Regions from separate parts of the Homo sapiens genome. Here region 1 is linked to region 2. A link is a contact called in ENCODE Hi-C or POLR2A ChIA-PET data. All regions are on one chromosome and are shown on one strand. Each heading gives the region's core, a stretch centred on a gene start or an enhancer-like site at or near the end of the contact. The rest is flanking DNA. Distances are from core to core; before and after follow the strand shown.

Region 1 (4,891 bases), core at 1,800-4,299, 670 kb after region 2:
CCATAGTGTTTTGCTGGCTATGGGTTTATAGTATAGTTTGAAATCAGGTAGTGTGATGCCTCCAGATTTGTTCTTTTTGCTTAGTCTTGCTTTGGCTATGTGGGCTCTTTTTTGGTTCCATATGAATTTTAGAGTTGTTTTTTCTAATTCTGTGAAGAATGATGGTGGTATTTTGATAGGCCATTGGAACAGAATAGAGAACCCAGAAATAAACCCAAATACTTACAGCCAACTAATCTTCCACAAAGCAAACAAAAATATAAAAGTGGGGAAAGGACACACTTTTCAACAAACGGTGCTGGGATAATTGACTAACCACATGTAGGAGAATAAAACTGGATCCTCATCTCTCACCTTATACAAAAATCAACTCAAGTTGGATTAAGGACTTAAATCTAAGACCTGAAACATTAAAAATTCTAGAAGATAACATTGGAAAAACCCTTCCAGACATTGGCTTAGGCAAGGATTTCATGACCAAGAACCCAAAAGCAAATGCAATAAAACCAAAGATAAATAGATGGGACTTAATTAAATTAAAGACCTTTTGCACGGCAAAAGGAACAGTCAGGAGAGTAAACACACAACCCTCAGAGTGGGAGAAAATCTTCACGATGTATACATCTGACAAAGGACTAATATCCAGAATCTATAACAAACTCAAACTTTAGCAAGAAAGAAACAATCCCATCAAAAGTTGGCTAAGAACATGAATAGACAATTTTCAAAAGAAGATATACAAATGGCCAGCAAACATATGAAAAAATGCTTAACATCACTAATAATCAGGGAAATACAAATCAAAACCACAATGCAATATCACCTTACTCCTGCAAGAATGGCCATAATCAAAAAATCAAAAAACAGTAGATGTTGGCATAGATGCTGTGATCAGGGGACACTTTTACACAGCTGGTGGGAATGTAAACTAGTACAACCACTATGGAAAACAGTGTGGAGATTCCTTAAAGAACTAAAAGAGGTAGAACTACCATTTGATCCAGCAATCCCACTACAGGGTATCTACCCAGAGGAAAAGAGTCATTATATGAAAAGGATACTTGCACATGCATGTTTATAGTGGCACAATTCACAATTGCAAAATTGTGGAACCAACCCAAATGCCCATCAGTCAAAGAGTGGATAAAGAAACACACACACACACACACACACACACACACACACACACACACTGGAATACTACTCAGCCATAAAAATGAATGAGTTAATGGTATTCACAGTGACTGGGTTGAAATTGGAGACTATTATTCTAAGTGAAGTAACTCAGGAATGGAAAACCAAACATCGTATGTTCTCACTGATATGTGGGAGCTAAGCTATGAGGATGCAAAGGCACAAGAATGATACAATGGATTTTGGGAAATTGAGGGGAAGGATGGGACAGAGGCGAGGGATAAAAGTCTACAAATAGGGTGCATTGTATACTGCTCAGGTGATGGGTGCGCCAGAATTTCACAAATCACCACTACAGAACTTACTTATGTGACCAAACACCACCTGTACCACAATAACCTGTGGAAATTAATATATATATATGTGTGTGTATATATATATATACATGTATATAATTTGAAGATATTTTCCATTTTATATAATCCAAATGTATCAACAATGAGATTTCAAAATGAAAACCACATAGAAACATTAAAGCAAAAATATTACTTAACCTGTTAATAAATCATAATTTCTGGTTGTAAAGTTCTATGTGCAAAAATGTAAAAGAAAAAAATTGAAATACAATACTGGCAAACAACAAAGATTATCTAAAGAAAGTTATGCTAATCATCAAAATGATATTCTCAGTTTCAATTTTATAAATAGAGTAGATAAAAAAATTGACAATAATAAAAAAACAATGTCTGAGTTGGGCAATTTCTCAGACTCATAATTTGGTTAACCTTGCTGATCAATTACTTTTAACTGAAAGAGAGAGAGAGAGATAGAGAGATCAAACAAAAAAGACTAATAAAATTATAAATCTACAATTAAAACAACTATCCACTTAGTCTAGACCTCCAAAATACCCCCCAGTAAACCTCAAAACAGACCTAACTTTCCACTTCACAATTGCTACAAAAAACCCGGACACTTAAAAAATGCCAAAAACTAAAACAAAGGAAATAACAGCATGCAACAAAAAAAATAGGGATACTCCAAAAAAACTTCAAGAGACTTTTCCCTTCCTTCTTACTAGCAACCTGGGAGAAATAAAAATTATTTTTTTAAAAAAGATACAAGCTCTGTTGACACTGGAACTACATTATCTCGAATTAATCTCACATTGCAGAGTCTCTTTTCTCAAAATTAACAAACAATTCAAATGATGGGTGTCAACGAGTACTCCTATATTGGTACATAAATTTCAGCCTATAGCTTTTCAGCGAAATCTTTCTCAGTCTATAGCTTTACAGCTAGATCTTTTACAAGACTCATATTTTTCTCTTAGTTCCCTCAGCCCCATCCATTTAACAAAAAGAAACTTTAAAAAATATACTCACATTTCTTTTTCCCCAAATGCAGGCATGTGTTTAGAATTAGAAGACAAAAATGAATTACTAGATATAGTGAGTTTTTGGAATCTGATTCTCTTCATTTACAAATTGCAAATTATGTTACCAAAGAGGACATTAAATTATTGAGTGATAAAGAATTACAAAAACTGCTAAAGGCATACTGGATTGTCTGTGGTCTGTCTTTTGCTGACATAAAAAACAAGAAATCTTGAAGATGATAATTATATAGCCTGAGCCATACTTGAGTTAATGTTGACTGCATCTGGCTGTAAGTCAACAACATGGGAAGAAAAATCTTTATTTTCATTTTCTGTCATCCGAGAGTGAACATTTTGGCTTAACAGATCTACCCCCTTGGATGTGGAGAACACATACTTATTGATTTGTACATGAGGCTTTCCATTAGCACGTGAAATTAGCATGGATTTCTTTTTTTGCTCTTCGTTGATGTACCAGTAGGGGGTGGATCCACATCGGGTTGGTGACTCAGTCCTAGTCTCCGTGGAATAGTGATTACAGGAAGTACAGGAGCACACACTGTCCCTCCCCGCTTTTGGCAATAATCCCCACTGTTTCACAGGAACTGAAACAGAAGCAATAATTTTGTCCCCTTGGAATAAATGGTTCTGAATAGTCAAGATGGAAAATATAGCACAAAGTCATGGCTTTCACTACAAAGAGCTGGGCCTCTGCAGTCAGATAAAAAAGGGTTCCTGTATTAGTTTTAACACGTTTTCTGTGTAACCTTGAATATATTATTTAACTTCTTTCAATTCATTCATCTATAAAATGTGGCTAGAAGTACTGTCCTTGTCTGGCTGTTCTGAGGACCAGGAATAACATACATAAGATATCTGGCACACGAAAACTGCTGTGTGTACTCTTGTAAAAATAGACCGTGTATGATGTATGCCGAAAACCCATGAGCTTCTCCCTCTCCTCTGGAAAGGAAGTGAGATTTTGTAAAGTTGTATGAAGAAGCACTTTGGTCTGGCATAGGAGGAGGTTTTCCAGACTTAGGAAGTAAAAATACCAGATACCCAGTTAAATTTGAATTTCAGAAAAGAAATGAATAATATGTTTTAATATAAGTATATCCCATGCTATGTATGGCATATACTTGTTTAACTGGGTGCTCTGTACCTTATATGGCAACCCTATGGGAAACTGTTTTGAAAAACTTTTTTTTTCTTTTCTTGGACTATTCTAAGGTCTTATTCTTTCCTCAATAGTCTCATCCTGTGTTTGACAATGGTGGTGCTTGCTGAAGCAGCAAACTGTAGTGATGGCCTGGGCATAAATGCCCTGTTATTGGAGCACTCCTTGTTCTTCATTTGTGATACAGTCTACTACACAGGTTTGCATATTGTTACAATTCAATTGGTTAATAAATATCATGGATTTGGAAACATGACTGGCACTTAATAAGTTTTCCAAATGTTAATTATTTCTATATTTAATTTATTTTAGTATGTTCACTTTTTTCACATTTTAAGATTTTAAAATTTGAAAGTGTGTTTGAATTGATGTCGATTTACAATTGCTGTTGGCTTGGCGGCAGTTGTAATGTAGGAACATGCACAAACTTGAACACCACTGTTCATATCATCATGGCTTCACTTGAGTTATATGCACCATTTGAAAAAACTTCACTTCTTGGAAAAGAAGGCATGGCAGGGGATCTCAGAGGAATAGCGGGGAATCTCAGAGGAACATGGCAAGATAAGTCTTTCCCTTAGAAAGAAATCCTTCCAAGGCTCAGAGAAAGAATAGAAAGGCTGGGCTTTCATGGATAAAAGCCACCGGAGTATGAGGAAAGCGTTAGTTCTTGGTGCATTTTCTTTTTTTTAAAAATTTTTATTATTATACTTTAAGTTCTGGGGTACATGTGCAGAATGTGCAGTTTTGTTACATAGGTATACACGTGCGATGGTGGTTTGCTGCACCCATCAACCCGTCACCTACGTTAGGTATTTTTACTAATGTTATCCCTAACCCCCCACCCCTGACAGACCCTGGTGTGTGATGTTTCCCTCCCTACGTCTATGTGTTCTCATTGTTCAACTCCCACTTATGAGTGAGAACACCCGGGGGTTGGTTTCTCTGTTCTTGTGATAGTTTGCTGAGAATGATGGTTTCCAGCTTCACCCATGTCCCTGCAAAGGACATGAACTCATCCTTTTTTATGGCTGTATAGTATTCCATGGTGTATATGTGCCACATTTTCTTTATCCAGTCTATTATTCATGGACATTTGGGTTGGTTCCAAGTCTTTGCTATCGTGACTAGTGCCGAAATAAACCTATATGTGCATGTGTCTTTATAGTAGAATGATTTATCATCTTTTGGGTATATAT
Region 2 (5,060 bases), core at 2,004-4,503:
ACAAACAAAACAAATTAGACTACATAAAATAATCCCTTCTGCAGTTTATGTATTTTTTTTTAAGGGGCCATGCTAGTCTTCTCTGTATCGTTCCAATTTTAGGTGAATGCAAAAGTAATTGTGGTTTTTGCATTGTTGGAATTTGCTGTTTGATATTGGAATATGTTCTTAAATAAATATGTCATACATCATTTTAACGGGCATTTCTCGCTTTATTTTTTTTGCTAATGACATTACTTGCTGTTTATTTTACGTTTATTTTAGACTATGGAAATGATGTTAGACAAAAAGCAAATTTGAGCAATTTTCTTATTTGAGGTCAAAATGCAGAAGAGACAACTGGCAACATCAACAATTCATTTGGCCCAGAAACTGCTAGGGCACACACAGTGCAGTGGTGGTTCGAGAAGTTTTGCCAATAGATGCCGGCCTTCAGAAGTTGACAGTGATCAATTGAGGGCAGTCATCAAAGCTGATCCTCTTACGCTACAGGAGAAGTTGCCAAAGAACTCAACGTTGGCCATTCAATGGTCGTTTGGCATTTGAAGCAAATTGGAAAGATAAAAAGCTCAATAAGTGGGTGCCCCATGAGCTGAGCGAAAATTTTTAAAAATCATCATTTTGAAGTGTCATCTCTTATTCTACATAACAAGAACAAACCATTTCTCAATTCTATTGTGATGTGTAATGAAAAGTGGATTTTAAGTGCCGGAGCAGTGGCTCATGCCTGTAATCTCAGCACTTTGGGAGGCTGAGGCGGGAGGATAACTTGAGGTCAGGAGTTCAAGACCTGCCTAGCCAACATGACGAAACCCCATCTCTAAAAACATTAGCTGGGTGTGATGGCGGGGCCCTGTAGTCCCAGCTACTTGGGAGGCTGAGGCAGGAAACTGCTTGAACCCGGGAGGCAGAGGTTGCAGTGAGCCGAGATCGCGCCACAGCACTCCAGCCTGAGCGACAGAGCGAGACCCCTCTCCCTGCCTCCCTCGCCCCCCAAAGAAGAAAAAAGAAAGCACAGCCTTCCGTTGAGGCCTCTGGGCGATCCAGTAGGATAGGTCTAGGCGCCGACTGCGTGGGGACCACGCACGACCGTGACAGGCGCAGTCTTGAGGACACTGGCTTTGAGAGCAGCTGAGGGACTGGGCAAAGAAGGGGCTGCAGGTATGGGGGTCAGGCCAGCCCAGGGGAAGTGCGCACGGGTGTGCGGGGGGGTCATTCAGGGCCCTGACGGAGCTAAGGGGAGGATTTAGCCCTGAGTCGGCTCTGGGGTGTGGGGTGGCGGGATGGGGTGCCCTCCCCGGGGCCAGGGCGAGCAGGGTGCGGGGCTCCTGGAGGCTAGCAGGATTAAGGTCGTTTTTAGGATGAGTGAGCTCTGCAGGTTCCCTGCTTTCAACCCGGAAGGAACCTGGGCCCACGTGGGAGTGGGATTGGGGGGTGAGACCCGCAGCCCACGGAAGGGGCGCTGAGACGCGCGGCCGCGAGGGTCAGGGGTGCCCCACGGGAGCGTGCGGCTCATATTATTAGGAAGGTGTCCAGTGCGTCGTGCCCCGGCCGGGCGCCAGGTGGCGGCAGAGGCCGGTGCGGCGCAGCTTCTTCGGCCGCGGGACAGCGGTGCCCCCAGGGTAGGAGGCTGGGGCTGGGCTGGAGCAGAGCCGGAGGGAGGAGTGCGGCCAACAAAAGACCATCCGCGAGCGCCTGAACTTGGGTGTGGAGTTGTATTTTAGGATATGTTAAAAAGTTAGGAATATTAAGTAATTGGCACTTGGCCGGGAGCGGTGGCTCACACGTGTTATCCCAGCACTTCAGGAGGCCGAGGTGGGCGGATCACCTGAGGTTGGGAGTTTGAGAACATCCTGGCCAACATGGCGAAATCCTATCCCTACTAAAAATACAAAAACTTAGCTGGGCATGGTGGTGCGCGCCTGTAGTCCCAGCTACTAGGGAGGCTGAGGCAGGAGACTCCGTCGCAAAAAAAAAAAAAAAAAAAAAAAAAGGCACTTAATCCCAGACTGAAACCCTCTTTTCAGACTCTACATTAAGATCTTAAAGAACTTAGGCCCAGGCAGGCGGGTCACTTGCAGTCAGGAGTTTGAGACCAGCCCGGGCAACATGGCAAAACCTGTCTCTACTAAAAATACCAAAATTAGCCGGGCTTGGTGGTGCGAGCCTGTAATCCCAGCTACTCCGGAGGCTGAGGCAGGAGAATTACATGAACCCGGGAGGCAGAGGTTGCAGGGAGCCGGGATCAGGCCGCTGCATTCCAGCCTGAGCGACAGAGCGAGACTGTCTCAAAAAATAAATAAATAAAATAAAATAAAATAAAGAGCTTAAAGAACTTAAGAAAACACCAAATACTTCAGAGGTACCAGTGGCAATGTAATTAATGAGGATATTCAAGGAAGGTGACATAATTGCCAAGGTAAAAATAATTAAACAATTTCCAAAAGTCTATTTCAGTGAAGGAAACATTTGTCTTTAAGGGAAACATCAATGAAAATTATGTTTATGGCAAAAATGAGCCCTTTCTGCAAGCTTCATTTAGAAAATTGTGGGCATAATTACCATTTTACACAAAATAACTCTGTAGAAAGCTTTTTGAAATAAGCTTCTATTGAAATAAAATGCCAATTAATTACCCATTTAACTTATTAAATGAGAACTATAGGGTGCTAATTTTTAAATATTTTTTAAGTTGCTTTGAAATAATACCTTTTCTTTGAGACTTGAGAACATATATAGCTAATATGAACTGATGAAACAAAGATTTTTAATTACTTCTTTTATTATTTACCTATATATTCTGTATCAGTTAATTTCATTGCTTAAATTATTAATGTCTAATATGCCACTTGAAGCATTCATATTCTGAAAATGATGTAAGTTACACATGTAGGTTGGCCGAAAGTATTATATACTAGGACACAGCGGAGTTTGGGAGTGTCTGCTGCCTGTCCAGGAAGCTGCAGGTTTATGAGTTGTAAATGTAGGAGAATTCAGTTCAGTATAAATAGTTTAGCTTCCTGTTATATTAGGATAGGCAGTTAAGCTTATGTTTTTGCCATAGACAAATTATCATTATCTGTCAGGCCTACAGTTTAGGTTTTGACGTAACTCTTCAAGTACAAATGGAGAATGCATCCCCAGCAGCACTGCAGTCCTCGTTCACACCGAGTTTCGGTACAGTCAGGGGTTTTGAAGTCAGTACCACGGGAGACGCAGACGGAGGATGAATGAAAGGCACAGAAAAATCCTAAGGTAGAAATGGGGGGAACGGAAAAGCAGACAGACACTAGAGGGCGCAGGAGGAAAGTGGGTCGGAGTCCTGGAAGAGGAGGCGGGCTGGGTGAAGGAAGACAGTGAAGAGGGCACTCTGAAAAACCCATCCGAATCTTTCAGTGTAGGTAGGCACCACCCACAGCATGTTGTCATTGCAAACTGGTTCCTTCCATACGTCCCGAAAGGCTCTCCATGGTAGCTTACATCTCTCTATTTGACACTTGATGGCTTTCTTAAGGTATTTAGGTCCATTTACTAAAAATGACTCATCACTTGTTAATTAAATAAGGTTTATACATTTTTTTCATTTTAATTTCAAACATAGGAGATAAAGAAAAAAGGTGCTTGTGGCCAGGCACGGTGGCTCACGCCTGTAATCCCAGCTGAGGGGAGGCCGAGGCGGGAGGATCACCTGAGGTCAGGAGTTTGAGACCAGCCTGGCCAACATGGTGAAACCCTGTCTCTACTAAAAATACAAAAGTTAGCCAGGCGTGGTGGTCCTAATCCCAGCTGCTCGGGAGGCTGAGGTGGGAGAATCTCTTGAGCCTGGGAGGCAGAGGTTGCAGTGAGCCAAGATTGCGCCACTGCACTCTAGCCTGGGCAACAGAGCGAGACTCCATCTCAAAAAGAAAAAAAAAAAAAAGAAAAAAAGAAAAAAGAATAAAAGTGCTTGTTCACCCGTACTTTGTGCATGTCAAGTGATATTGAAAACCAAATCTGTAGGCTGTGCCTGGTGGCTGACGCCTATAATCCCAGCACTTTGGGAGGCCAAGGCGGGCGGATCACCTGAGGTTGGGAGTTCAAGACCAGCCTGACCAACACAGAGAAATCCCATTTCTATTAAAAATACAAAATTAGCCCAGCGTGGTGGTGCATGCCTGTAATCCCAGTTACTCGGGAGGCTGAAGCAGGAGAATCGCTTGAACCCTGGAGGCAGAGGTTGCAATGAGCCAAGATCGCGCCATTGCACTCTAGCCTGGGCATCAGGAGTGAAAAAAAAAAAAAAAAGAAAACCAAATCTGCAGACGAACTTGAGTGCCTGTGTAACAGGTTGTGTTGTCTGTTGTCTATTGTGTTGTGGACTTGTGTTGTCCATATGCCCTTTATGCAAGTTATTTACCAAAATAGCGCTTTTTGAATCGTGTTTTCCATTTACTATTTCATAAGACATAGTATGTATCTATATTATAAAGTTAAGAACAGCAGAAAAATGTATTTTCATTTTACAAGAATGACTTCAATTTAAGTTAGTTTTTATTCACCAAAATCCATAATGTTCCATGTGTCACAATAAAACAAAGCAGACTTTGCCAGCGTGAATCCACTTTTACTGAAGATGAGGGTCATTCATGGACCTAGAGGTTACAATAGTCAAAGTGTTCTGCACGAGAACAAACACACAGATGTCTTTGAAATGTGATGCAAAAGTGCAGACTGCTGCCTCCTACTGATGAAAAGGAAATGAGTGAGATGCTATGAGTCACTAATTGTGAACTAGTCAGTCGACAACTCCAAGAGCCCACTTCATGCTGGTGACGAGGTCCACCAACGATGGTCTGGCATGTGGGGGCCTTAGTTGAAAGACAGGAGAGGTGGATCAGAGACAGCTAGAGGAGCAGGCATTTCCCGAGTGCTGTAAAGGGGGACTCATCCCGCTAGGAGAATGTCTATTAGGGAATTCAGACCAAGTTCTGGGAAGGAATCCACAAGGAAGTCTCCGGGAGCAAGGAAGAAGGGGAAAGGAGAGGCAGCTGGGAAAATGCGAGACACACACATCCACCCCT

The links. Hi-C counts contacts between places; a loop is a spot of excess contacts on that map. ChIA-PET counts read pairs that join two places held with the same protein, here RNA polymerase II (POLR2A). Pooled maps may share reads with other maps.
Region 1: a loop to region 2 is called in a map of PC-9, with 6 times the contacts of the local background. The contact joins two enhancer-like sites. A Hi-C loop is called at or near these places in 3 of 168 maps with a recorded cell type or tissue (B cell, CD4-positive, alpha-beta memory T cell and PC-9) and 8 of 50 pooled maps. POLR2A ChIA-PET finds 5 or more read pairs at or near these places in 1 of 52 experiments (Panc1).

The regions. Positions count from the first base shown.
Region 1 is chr18:77,475,787-77,480,677 of GRCh38, forward strand. No RefSeq gene overlaps it. Among named protein-coding and RNA genes, the nearest start is that of GALR1, 230 kb to the left of the region's middle. Within about 2 kb of position 3,050, at least 2 of the 41 ENCODE cell types and tissues checked have a DNase peak (open chromatin) inside an H3K27ac peak, as active enhancers do.
Region 2 is chr18:76,800,643-76,805,702 of GRCh38, forward strand. All of the region lies in intron 2 of ZNF236-DT (ZNF236 divergent transcript), which reads right to left. It also overlaps the pseudogene RNU6-346P. Among named protein-coding and RNA genes, the nearest start is that of ZNF236-DT, 19 kb to the right of the region's middle. RefSeq lists a silencer at 1,634-1,683. Within about 2 kb of position 3,254, at least 3 of the 41 ENCODE cell types and tissues checked have a DNase peak (open chromatin) inside an H3K27ac peak, as active enhancers do.